Linked DNA regions of Homo sapiens: regions 1, 2 and 4 are each linked to region 3. Evidence: chromatin contacts called from ENCODE Hi-C or POLR2A ChIA-PET data. All regions are on one chromosome and are shown on one strand. Each heading gives the region's core, a stretch centred on a gene start or an enhancer-like site at or near the end of the contact. The rest is flanking DNA. Distances are from core to core; before and after follow the strand shown.

Region 1 (2,700 bases), core at 181-2,680, 500 kb before region 3:
CACCATTTCAAGTTACTTCTCATTAAGGTTTATCCCTTGTGATGTGTACTCTGTCCAAGAATAAACTTTTTTCTTGTTATCCTTTCATTTGTTAAAGGGGTCACTCCGAACTAAGATGGGCAGAGGTAAAGTTTAGCCTTCCCTGCCATGTAAAAAGTAGCAAACCGTACTGGTTTTCCATGGAGAATTAAATACAATCGAAATCCTCACAATTACCCCACATGACACTAAGACCATCGTATAAACCTGCAAAGAAGTCAAATTCAGGATCTAAAGCGGAACCGAAGCTCTTTATTTTGGTGTGTTGAGTTAAGGGGGGGCTGTGTTGTGACAGTCATAATTAGCTCTGGGCAGCTTCCTAATGTGGAAACTGCTATCAGTTGCCCTGTTTGCTCCTCCTGCACCCAGAAGTTGCACTTTCCACTCTCAGCCCTGGTTTTCGAACAATCCCAGCAGGCCCTAACAATTAAGTCATCACTAAAGAAATCTACATCAACTATTTGTTGATTGGCGATTGTCACTCGCATCCTCCATGTGGCTCTATGGGGCTGGAACTCTGCAGACTACACTGGGCCGGTGCTTTGGAGCTGGACTTAAATTTGAATCATTCCTCAGCCTCTGACTACCTCTTGCCTTGGAAAAGTTACTTTATCGGAATCTCAGTTCTAAGTGAAATAAAACGGTGCCAGGCTGCACCTGGTAGGGCTACAGTAATCAGATAACACATGAAAAGCATCTAGCACATAGTACTCAAAAATGGTAGTTATCGTTATCATCATTTTGGAGACGGGGTCTCGCCGTCGCCCAGACAGGGGTGCAGTGGCGCGATCTCGGCTCACTGCAGCCTCCACCTCCTGGGCTAAAGCGATCCTTCCACCTCAGCCTACGGAGTAGATGGGACCACAGGCCCCACCACGCCCGGCGATGAACACAAATTTACTGTCCGAGTGTGGACCCTACAGGCAGCGACTAGGAAACTGCGCTTCTAGGAACGAGCCACGGTCAGGTGAGAGCCCGACCTGCGGCTTTCCGCCCCCGCGCCACCGCGCACAGCCCTCCCTGACCGTCCGCCGCGTTCCAGCTCAGGGCCAGGAGGCGACGGAGAAACCGAGCCTGGCCCAGGGAGGCCGGCAGGGCCCGCCAGGCGTCTTGCAGGGCCGAGCGTCCGATACCGCCACAGAGGCCAGGGCCGCGACGTCGCCAGCGCCCTCCAGCGCGGGACCGCCGGCCACCGCAGGCGCGTGCTCGCTCGCCCACTCCGCGTAGCCGAGCACCACCCAGCCTGGCGCCGACTCCCTGCCTAGCTCGGGATCGAACCGGGCCCTACACCCGCCCTACCTCCATAACTTCCGGTGCCCCGCTGCGGCGCGCGTGAATGACGCAGGCGCCTGCGCGCCCCTCCTCCAGGCGCTTTGGAGCCCTGGCGGGCACTTCCTACCGTACGAGGCGCAGGTGGGAGACTTCCGCCCTCGCGGGACTGGCTAGGGCGTTTGACCGCCGGCGGTGAAGGGGAGGCGGTGGGCGTCTTGGAGAACAGAGCGAGATGGAGAAGCGAGGCCGAGGCGTGAAGTCGAGCCCCATCCAGACCCCGAACCAGACCCCTCAGCAGGCTCCGGTGACGCCTAGGAAAGAAAGGAGGCCTAGCATGTTCGAGAAGGAGGCAGTGAGTGCGGAGACTGCTAGGGGCCCGAGACGGCTATGTCCGACCGTTTAAGTGAAATCGCTCCCCAGTGGGCCCCGCTCCCGTCACCACCCCCAGAGCCAAGGAGGCAGCATCTCCCTTTTGTGTTTCTTTTTTCCCCAGATGCGAAATTGAAGCCTGAGACTGAGTTGGGCAGTCCCCTTTGGACTTGAGTGCTAAAGTTTTCTTGTTTTTTAATTAGGGCCATAGAACCCTACATAAGTCGATTGGAAGGGTGGTTACAAGATCTTCTTTTCAAATTTACTCAGCTTGCGGATTTCCTGAGAGTACTCTGAGTATTATTGCTTTGTACTAAAACACAGTATGTTAGTGTATTTAGTGCCATTATAAGCAGTTTTGCTAGCGAAAAATGAGTGTGTTGTATTAAAAAAATAATTTGATAAACCAGGCAGAATAGTGCCATGTTTTGGGTTTTTAAAACATCAGCAGTCTGGATATTTGAAGAATGTACAGGAGAAAAAAACTTAAGTTGAAAATACCCTGTCCAAAACTTACTGATATTGATGGAAAGGGTCATTATTCAGTTTTATTGGTGGTATAACAGGTATTTCTATATGATTAGGCTTTGAAAACCGTTAATGTATTAAAGACTCTATATTTTATTGATACTTTAACAGAAAATTAGTTTGCCCAAGGATACAAAGCTGTAATGATAGAGCTGGGACCAGAACCTGTATGCTAGTACTCGGTCCAATTGGCCTATACTGGTTTCTCTTCGTACTTACTTCGTGGACCTATAATAGGATGAAGATAGAGATGACAGGCAAAACAATTTTTTGAAGACCCTAAAACATTTTAAGATTACTCTTAAAAAGAGAATTCTCAAAATAATGGCGAAATTTCAGGTTCTTGTTTCCCTGGTGTCTACATTTTACAGAGGAAAGAACGAACTAAATAAAGGAGGAAAAGCAAACAGGCCAAGTTTACACAGCTAAGAAAAAGAGCAGAGCAGGGCTAGAAACCTAAATCAGTTGGACTTAAAACTTCACACTCCCAAA
Region 2 (2,821 bases), core at 23-2,522, 370 kb before region 3:
GCATGTGTGGGTATGTATATGCATGTGTGGGTATGTATATGCGTGAATGAATGTGTGGGTATGTATATGCATGTGTGGGTATGTATATGCGTGAATGCATGTGTGGGTATGTATATGCGTGCGTGCATGTGTATGTATATGCATGAATGCGTGTGTGTATGTATATGCGTGCGTGTGTGTGTATGTATATGTGTGAATGCATGTGTGGGTATGTATATGTGTGCATGCACATGTGCATATGTATATGTGTGTGTGCATGTGTGCATATGTATATGTGTGAATGCGCGTGTGTGTATGTATAGGCATGTGTGCATGTGTGTGCGTATGTCTACATGCATGCATGTGTGCGTATGTCTACATGCATGTGTGTGCGTATGTATATGTGTGAATGCGTGTGTGGGTATGTATATGCGTGCGTGCATGTGTGTGTGTGTGTGTATGCATGAATGTATGTGTGGGTATGTATATGCCTGTGTGCATGTGTGTGTATATGCATATGCGAGCGTGCATGGGTGTATGTATGTATATGTGCATGCATGTGTATGCATATGTATATGTGCTTTTAATTATAGTATTCATTAAAGTGCCTATTAATTAATTCATTTAAAATATCTATTAGCTGCTGCTGTGCACTTGGCAGTGTTCTGTGAATGAAGAGTTAGATGAAGTGAGGGCAAAGTCCTTGTGCTCAAGAATTGTATTTTCTTACATAGGAACACGTGTATTACACAAGGTCAGGTGCTCTGTGCTGACCAGGTAACTAGAGCAGCAGGTTCATGACACAGGGAAGGGTGCCAGGTCTATGTCTGGAGGAGCAGAGTGCAGGAGGAGCAGGTCTATGTCTATGTCTGGAGGAGCAGAGTACAGGAGGTGGACTGTGTGGTGAAGCCGGTGGAGGGGTGGACCTCGAGCCCCTTGTTAAATCAAAATATCTAAGACAGGTCTCGGTCAGTTTAGAAAGTTTATTTCACCAAGGTTAAGGATGCACCCATGACATAGCATCAGGAGTTCCTGACGATGGTGGTCGGGGCACCGCTTGGTTTTATACATTTTAGGGAGACATGAGATATCAATCAATATGTGTACCATGTACTTTGGTTCAGTCAGGTAAAGTGGGATTTGAGGCGAGGGCTTCCAGGTCATGAGTAGATAAGAGGCAAAAGGTTACATTCTTTTGAGTCCTTGATCAGCTTTCCACTGAATACACAATTTAGTCTAGCTCAGTGAATCATCATTTTTACATAAACAATAGGGGAGAGGAAGCAATGAGATACGCATTTGTTTCAGGGAAGCCTCGGAGGGATGTCTTTGAGTTCTGACTGTCCTTTGTCCACAAGGAATTTCCTTGTGGGCAAATTGTGAGGGAGGTCTGTAGCTTCTTATCTTTGTAGCTATCTTACTTAGGAATAGAATGGGAGGCAGGTTTTGCCTGAGGCAGTTCCCAGCTTGACTTTACCCTTGGCTTAGTGATTTGGGGGTCCCAAGATTCATTTTCTTGTCACATTCCTGATGGACATCTGGACAAGCTGGCTCCCTGAGACAGCATCCCTGCAGGTAAGGTGTGTCCTAAAGGGGTGAGGACTAGGCTCTGATTAAGGGGTCTGAGGAGTCATGCTTTAAAAACCATCAATTCTCGTCAGATGGGTTTTATTTAACCTTATGTATCATGACTTATTTTCCAACCTGGCTCTGGCATAACATTACAAGACAAGGAAGAAAATAAAAATATTTCACTCCAAAACATGTGTCTTTGCCATATGTCGAAATGGCCCTGCAAAGCTGTCCTTTGTGTGGGAAAACCAGTTCAGTCACATTAGTCATGCATCTGTGAAGAATCTCTATTAACATGGCTAGATCTCTTTCTTCCAGGCCCTCCCAATCCTAAACAGATTAAGAGTCTAGCACCTTTTAAAGATCTGAACAGGAAACATTTGTCACCTGTTGTCTCCAAGGGCAGCCACTAATGAGGCTTCAAAAGAACCTTGGTCTCCACAGTCTTTTATCTTAAACTGAACATTTCCTTTCTATTGATCCCAGGTCTTCAGAGAAACTCAACCAATTGTCAACCAGAAAATGTTTACTTTTACCTAGAGCCTGGAAGCCCCCACTTTGAGTTTTCCTGCCTTTCCCAGGTGGGAAACCAGTGTATTTCTGAAATGTCTTTGATTGATGTCTCATGCGTCCCTAAAATGTATAAAACCAAGCTGCACCTGACCACTTTGGGCACATGTTCTGAGGACCTCCTGAGGGCTGTGTCACGGGCCGTGGTCACTCATATTTGGCCCAGAATAAATTTCTTCCAATATTTTACAGAGTTTTACTCTTTCTGTCGACAAGAGGCGCATAGGATATTTCATTCCAAGTGCTGTGGTGAAGACTGTTTTTACAAGTTGGCCTTGTGAAGAGCCATTGTTGTGTAGATGTGCCTCGCTTTGTTCCTGGAATGACATGGTGACCGTCTAATTTCCCAATTCAAGGAGAGTTCCTCTCTTTTAAAATCTTAGCTTTTTGTTAAGAGGTTTAGTGTCTTTGCTTTAGGAAACTGCTTAAAATGTCTACATTTTTCAACAGCTTGAGCAATGACTATACAGTAGCCTGAATCCTGTCAAATCTATGTGGTCTTTCAGTAGGGATTGTAATATTTTGTGAATCATTGTGGTGTACTCTTGGATGAGAGGTGTTATATTAAGAAAAATAGTTCTGAGGTTTTTTATGGGAAAATTACGGGTTTTACTTCCTGAAAATAAACATCTGAATGGTATTTGATGGAATGAAAGGGAAAGAGTGTAAGGTTACAGAGGTTTACACTATTTTTTAATAG
Region 3 (2,700 bases), core at 191-2,690:
TCCCCTGCCACAGACACAGTAAGGGTTGTGTCCACAGAAATTCGCTTTAATGTTCTCTAACTAGGACTTGACGGATCCATGGCCAGGCTGACAACTCCACACAAACGTGAAGGAACCTGACAGGCAGGTGCCGACATGAAGCAGGTGCAGGTGGCTCCGGGCAAAGCAGCAGCTCCCCAGTCACCATCCACCCCACCTGGGGAAGTAGCACCTCCCCCATCCAAGGTCCACCCCAACCCAGGAGAAGCAGCAGCTCCCCTGTCTGCCATTAACCCTGACCTGGGAGAAACAACACATCCCCAGCCACCTTGCACACTGACCTGGGAGAAACAGCCTCTCCACCATCCACCTTTCACACTGGCCTGGGAGAAGTGGCACCTCCCCCATCCACTGTCCAGCCCAACTTGGGAGAAGCAGCCCCTCCCCCATGTACCATCAACCCCCACCTTAGAGCAGCAGCTTCCCCTTTCCACTGTATACCCTGACCTGGGAGAAGCAGCCCCTCCGCATCCATCGTCCACCCTGACCTCTGAGAAGCGGTGCCCCCCACCCCCATGCAGAGTGCACCCTGATTGCGGGTGATGCCTGAGGTGTGGGAGGGGCGGGGGTTAGCTGCTGCCACTGCTTCTCGTTCTCTCGAGTCCTTGCTCTGTGCCTGCACGTCAGGTTGTTCCTGTGATGGGGCCACGTGCAAGTGTGCACCAAGGGGACTTGGCCGGGTACTGTACGTCCACTGGGACACACCCTTCTACGGGTATTGCACGTCCACTGGGAGACGTCCTTCTAGGGGATCCTCACTGAGCAAATGAAGCAGAATTTGGGTAAAAATGAATTTTCCCAAAGCTGCAGTACAGCTTTTCAGTCCTCTAACTGCCTGAGATAAATGTTGGCAACTTCCTTTTATATTAAATTTCATTTTTGTCACATAATACACTTGATTATTGACCATAATAACTTTATTAATATACAGACTGATTATTGATACTCACCGATGTATTTCATGTGTTATTGAGAGTCACTCATTTGGTTTAGAAAGACCAATATCACATTGAGTAATTCGAAACATATTTAAGGCATAGAACTTGCATTTTTTTCTCTTAAGCAAAATGAGGAGTTCTAGCCAATCTTGCTAGTGTTATTTATAGCATCTTATTTCCTGAGAGAAGACAGGAAAAGTGAGTCCCTGCCTTCCCTCTCTCCGTCTGGCTCCTCCCAGGCCTGTCTGGCAGGGGCCGGGGTGCAGGAGGAGGAGACGGCATCCAGTACAGAGGGGCTGGACTTGGACCCCTGCAGCAGGTACTCGGAGCAAATGGTGAGATCAGAAGGGGGATGATGTCATTCCTTCGAAGGAATGAATTAAACGTGCTTCCTCGTGTGTCTGATTGACAGCCCTGCACAGGAGAAGCGGCATATAAAGCCGCGCTGCCCGGGAGCCGCTCGGCCACGTCCACCGGAGCATCCTGCACTGCAGGGCCGGTCTCTCGCTCCAGCAGAGCCTGCGCCTTTCTGACTCGGTCCGGAACACTGAAACCAGTCATCACTGCATCTTTTTGGCAAACCAGGTACGATTATTTCTTAAACTCAATCAATTATTTAATGGTGCTCTAATTTTAAGAAATTAGAGTTCTCGAACTCTAAGAAGCGGAGAAGAAAAAGGAGCAATTTCGATTCTTAACTTAAGGTGGGTGGTGTATCTATTAACACTAAATGGCAAGTGTTTCTTCACGTGGTGTTTCTACTGCCCGCTTGAAGAGCAAGGCACGTGGCCGCTCCTCAGCTTTTCCTCCGTGGCTGTGCTTTCACCAGCCGGGCACCCCTTCCTCTCTGAGGGTTGTGGCTGCTGCTATTTCAATGTATATACCTGCCTGGGAACCCGGGTAAACGCTTTATGTTTTCAGTTTCCGAAGAAGAAGATTCCACATGAGAGTTTGTTATTGAGGAGAGAATTAGAAACAACTCCCGGAATATCTGAAAAGTAACTGGAGATTAGAGAGAGACTCTGATTGTTAACATCATTATTAGTAGATTAGAGAGAGACTCTGATCGTTAACATTATTAGTAGATTAAAGAGAGACTCTGATTGTTAACATTATTAGTAGATTAAAGAGAGACTCTGATTGTTAACATTATTAGCAGCTGAAAAGTGGTTTTGAACATAACTAGAGAGTATTTGTGGTAAGTCTATGGAAAATCCTGTGACTGCCGGGACACACAGCGACTTTTAACAGTCTTGGGGCAGTTTGCATATGAAAAGCGAGCTGGCAGGTTGCCTGGCTACCACTTAAGGAAGGTGGGTTTGGCTGCCCAGGACTGGGAGCTGAGCACCCAGGAGTCTGGTGTTTAATCAGACTGCTGTTGGTGGTGGACGGCCGGTAAACAATTAGCTCTCTGCAAAGCTATCTTTTACTTTGATTGTTCATACGAAAAGAGTTTTAAAAGACCTTTGCAAATTCAAACTACATTCTGCTGCAGACAGGCACCGAAATCTTTCTTTTGGAAAAACACAAGCATAAACGTGGATGTGTGGCGTGCAGAGGCTGGGGCAGGGGTGAGCGGCACTGGCTCATCCGTGGCTCCATCCATGCATGCCCGGTGTCCCTGGATGGGCTGAGGCCAGGTAGCCTGGCTGCTCATCCTTCCTGTGGGATGGAGCCTCACTGTCCTTTGACAATCCGCAGCAGGGGATGCTTTGTTAGCCTC
Region 4 (2,700 bases), core at 22-2,521, 360 kb after region 3:
GCTCAGGGCCAGTGCAGCTTCCTCTCTAAATGGAATGTGAACATGAGGGATGGGGCGCAAAGCTGATTGGAGAGAAAACCCTGGGGAATGTGTGAAAACACCTGGGTCCTGGCTGTAGAGGAGAGGTTCTAACGCAAGCTGAAGATGGCCTGTTCCTCTGAGAGTCTGAAGGTGGGAGTGGAGGGAAGGGTGCTGTCCTGACGTTGGAAAGTGTAAAAAGAGAGGGTGATGGAGGTGTCCGGTTCCTGCCTTCTTCTCAGGGCAAGAATCAAGTTCCGTGAGTACACAGGAGAAGGAACAAAGTGATTTCTTGTAGTTCTGAATACACACTCGCAGAGGACACAGCACGGCACTGTGGTCGGCCCCTCAGACACTCATTTAGGGAGTAAAGGGATGGGGGAGAAAAAGGGAAAAGGGAGGGTGGGATGGGGAGAGAAAAGAAAGAAGGAAGAGAAGAAAGCAGGAAGGGAGGGAAGGAAGCAGGAAAAAGAGACAGGCCTAGAATTCCAGAGTTTCAGGGAACGGAGAGGGCATCTAATCAAAACTTCATCCTCATTCATCTGAGACGCAGACCTGCACAAGAGACCGCCGAGTCCTGCCACACCGCTGCCGGCAGCAGACCCCAGCACACGTGTGGATGAGCAGAAAGGTGATGGTGGTGACCTCACAACACATTTCTGTTTCTGCTGGTCAGTGCCAGTTATGGAAAAGGCAGAAATCGAAAGGGAAGAATTGTGGACTTTGGACTCCGGCAGATGTAAGGCAGGCCCTAGACAAAGGCCAGCCTGTTTCCTTCTTAGTTGATGGCTTATTTATCCGGGACACACACACACACACACAGATATGCACACACAAGAAAACATGCAAGCGATGCACGTGCACACACATGCACACACATGCATGCACACACATACACACACATATGGATACATACACAGACGCACACACATGCATGCACACATACACAGATGCATACATACATACACACGTATGGATGCACACATACATGCACACACACACAATGTGCACACACATTTTCACTCGTGGAGACAGTGAGTGTCATAACATTCTTTTTGGATGTTAAATACATTTTTGAAAACGTGCACAAAGGGGGTTTTCACAGGGCTTATTACCCTTTTTAAAGTTCATAAGCTGCTGAGATCTGATAATGAAGCCACACACCCCGGAGGCAGACAAACAGGAAGGGAAATAACCGGAAGGGCAACTTTTCACTTCAGGGGACGACGACCAGGCACCGAAAGGCAGGTTTCAAGTGCCCCCTCGTGGCCAAGCCTGGACACTGTGCCAGGACAGAAAAGCAGGCAGCGCTGTTTACAGAATGGGGCAAACGTGGTTTAATTTGTTGTGTTATTAAAATTCATTAGATTGAACCGTCTGGTCTTTAAATGATGAATATTATTTTCTTTAACAAATGCTAAGATTTTAATAAGACCCCATAAGAATAAATAAGGAGAAATAACACAACACTTCACAATATGTAGGTGAATAATTTGCCCAACATGGCAGAATTTTGATTCCAACTTACTCATCTAACCTCATATTTTGCACTGGTAAGTTATTCTGTTTAAATTGAGTTCAAAAGCCTAGTGAGTAAAAGTGACCACATGGTAGTCACAAAGATGAAAACCTATCATATTATGAAATCAAGACAAAATGTTATTAGCTGGTTAAGGGGGATGCAGAGAAAAGAACTAAAATAAAATAGTCTTAGAAGTGAAGACAAGGGTTTCTCCTCAAAAATTTTAGGATCTCAGGACAAATCATGAACATCATAAACCAAAATACTTTGTATTCAAAAGCAATTGTACTTGACAAGAATAATGTCATAAGAAAATAAAAGGAAAAAGGCAAATTTTAGGAAATTGAGGGAAAATGAGAGAAAATGGGGAAAATATTATATATATATATATATATCCAAACACAGAAAACAGAAATATGGATACTTAAGTTTAGACAGGCCAAAGAAAATAGGAGAAAGCCGTTTTAAAAATATTATTGTAGGCCGTGCGCGGTGGCTCACACCTGTAATTCCAGCACTTTGGGAGGCCGAGGCAGGCGAATCGCCTGAGGTCAGGAGCTCAAGACCAGCCTGGACAACATGGTGAAACCCCATCTCTACTAAAAATACAAAAATTAGCTGGGCATGGTGGCAGGTGCCTGTAATCCCAGCTACTCAGGAGGCTGAGGCAGGAGAATGGCTTGAGCTGGGGAGGCGGAGGTTGCAGTGAGCTGAGATTACACCACTGCACTCCAGCCTGGGCAACTGAGCGTGACTCTGTCTCAAAAAAATAAAAATAAAAATAATTATCATAAGAAAGCCAGTTAGAGGCTCAATGCAGCCATATCGCCCACGCCCAGGTCCACGGGTCGCAGATGGAAGAATGAAAAACACACAGTCTACACTCAAGAAGACAGTGCCTGTCCACACACGGCCCAGGAAGCAGAGGTGTCAGAGCTATGAGTCAGGTCCTGCACTTGGAAGGGCTTTGTCTCACATGCCCTTCACACAGGGAGGATGGGGTACGGGATAAAGGGACCGGCTCAGCATCGGAGAAGCCCTGGCCCCACCACTGGCTCAGCATCAGAGGAGCCCTGGCTTTGATGTGTGATGGCTTTTGCTCTGTGACTTTGTCAAAATGACCCCATCTCTGAGAAGGTCTCCAACACACACAAGGCAAC

Evidence for each region. Hi-C counts contacts between places; a loop is a spot of excess contacts on that map. ChIA-PET counts read pairs that join two places held with the same protein, here RNA polymerase II (POLR2A). Pooled maps may share reads with other maps.
Region 1: a loop to region 3 is called in a map of chondrocyte, with 6 times the contacts of the local background. The contact joins the promoter of DYNLT2 here to the promoter of THBS2 in region 3. A Hi-C loop is called at or near these places in 1 of 168 maps with a recorded cell type or tissue (chondrocyte).
Region 2: a loop to region 3 is called in a map of chondrocyte, with 3 times the contacts of the local background. The contact joins the enhancer-like site here to the promoter of THBS2 in region 3. A Hi-C loop is called at or near these places in 2 of 168 maps with a recorded cell type or tissue (IMR-90 and chondrocyte). POLR2A ChIA-PET finds 5 or more read pairs at or near these places in 1 of 52 experiments (OCI-LY7).
Region 4: a map of IMR-90 shows a loop between it and region 3 (7-fold over the local background). The contact joins the enhancer-like site here to the promoter of THBS2 in region 3. A Hi-C loop is called at or near these places in 3 of 168 maps with a recorded cell type or tissue (IMR-90, ascending aorta and chondrocyte) and 6 of 50 pooled maps. POLR2A ChIA-PET finds 5 or more read pairs at or near these places in 1 of 52 experiments (activated CD8-positive, alpha-beta memory T cell).

What each region holds. Positions count from the first base shown.
Region 1 is chr6:169,750,302-169,753,001 of GRCh38, reverse strand. DYNLT2 (dynein light chain Tctex-type 2) reads left to right here and starts at 1,430. Exons shown (of 4, transcript NM_174910.3): 1 at 1,430-1,663. The coding sequence starts at 1,544. ERMARD (ER membrane associated RNA degradation) reads right to left here and starts at 1,380. Exons shown (of 18, transcript NM_018341.3): 1 at 1,339-1,380. The coding sequence starts at 1,344.
Region 2 is chr6:169,618,887-169,621,707 of GRCh38, reverse strand. All of the region lies in intron 21 of WDR27 (WD repeat domain 27), which reads left to right. Among named protein-coding and RNA genes, the nearest start is that of WDR27, 82 kb to the left of the region's middle. RefSeq lists enhancers at 1,485-2,129, 2,130-2,774. Within about 2 kb of position 1,272, at least 2 of the 41 ENCODE cell types and tissues checked have a DNase peak (open chromatin) inside an H3K27ac peak, as active enhancers do.
Region 3 is chr6:169,252,586-169,255,285 of GRCh38, reverse strand. It overlaps THBS2 (thrombospondin 2), which reads left to right and starts at 1,440. Exons shown (of 22, transcript NM_003247.5): 1 at 1,440-1,562. RefSeq lists enhancers at 1,854-2,365, 2,366-2,700.
Region 4 is chr6:168,893,787-168,896,486 of GRCh38, reverse strand. No RefSeq gene overlaps it. Among named protein-coding and RNA genes, the nearest start is that of LINC01615, 270 kb to the left of the region's middle. Within about 2 kb of position 1,271, at least 6 of the 41 ENCODE cell types and tissues checked have a DNase peak (open chromatin) inside an H3K27ac peak, as active enhancers do.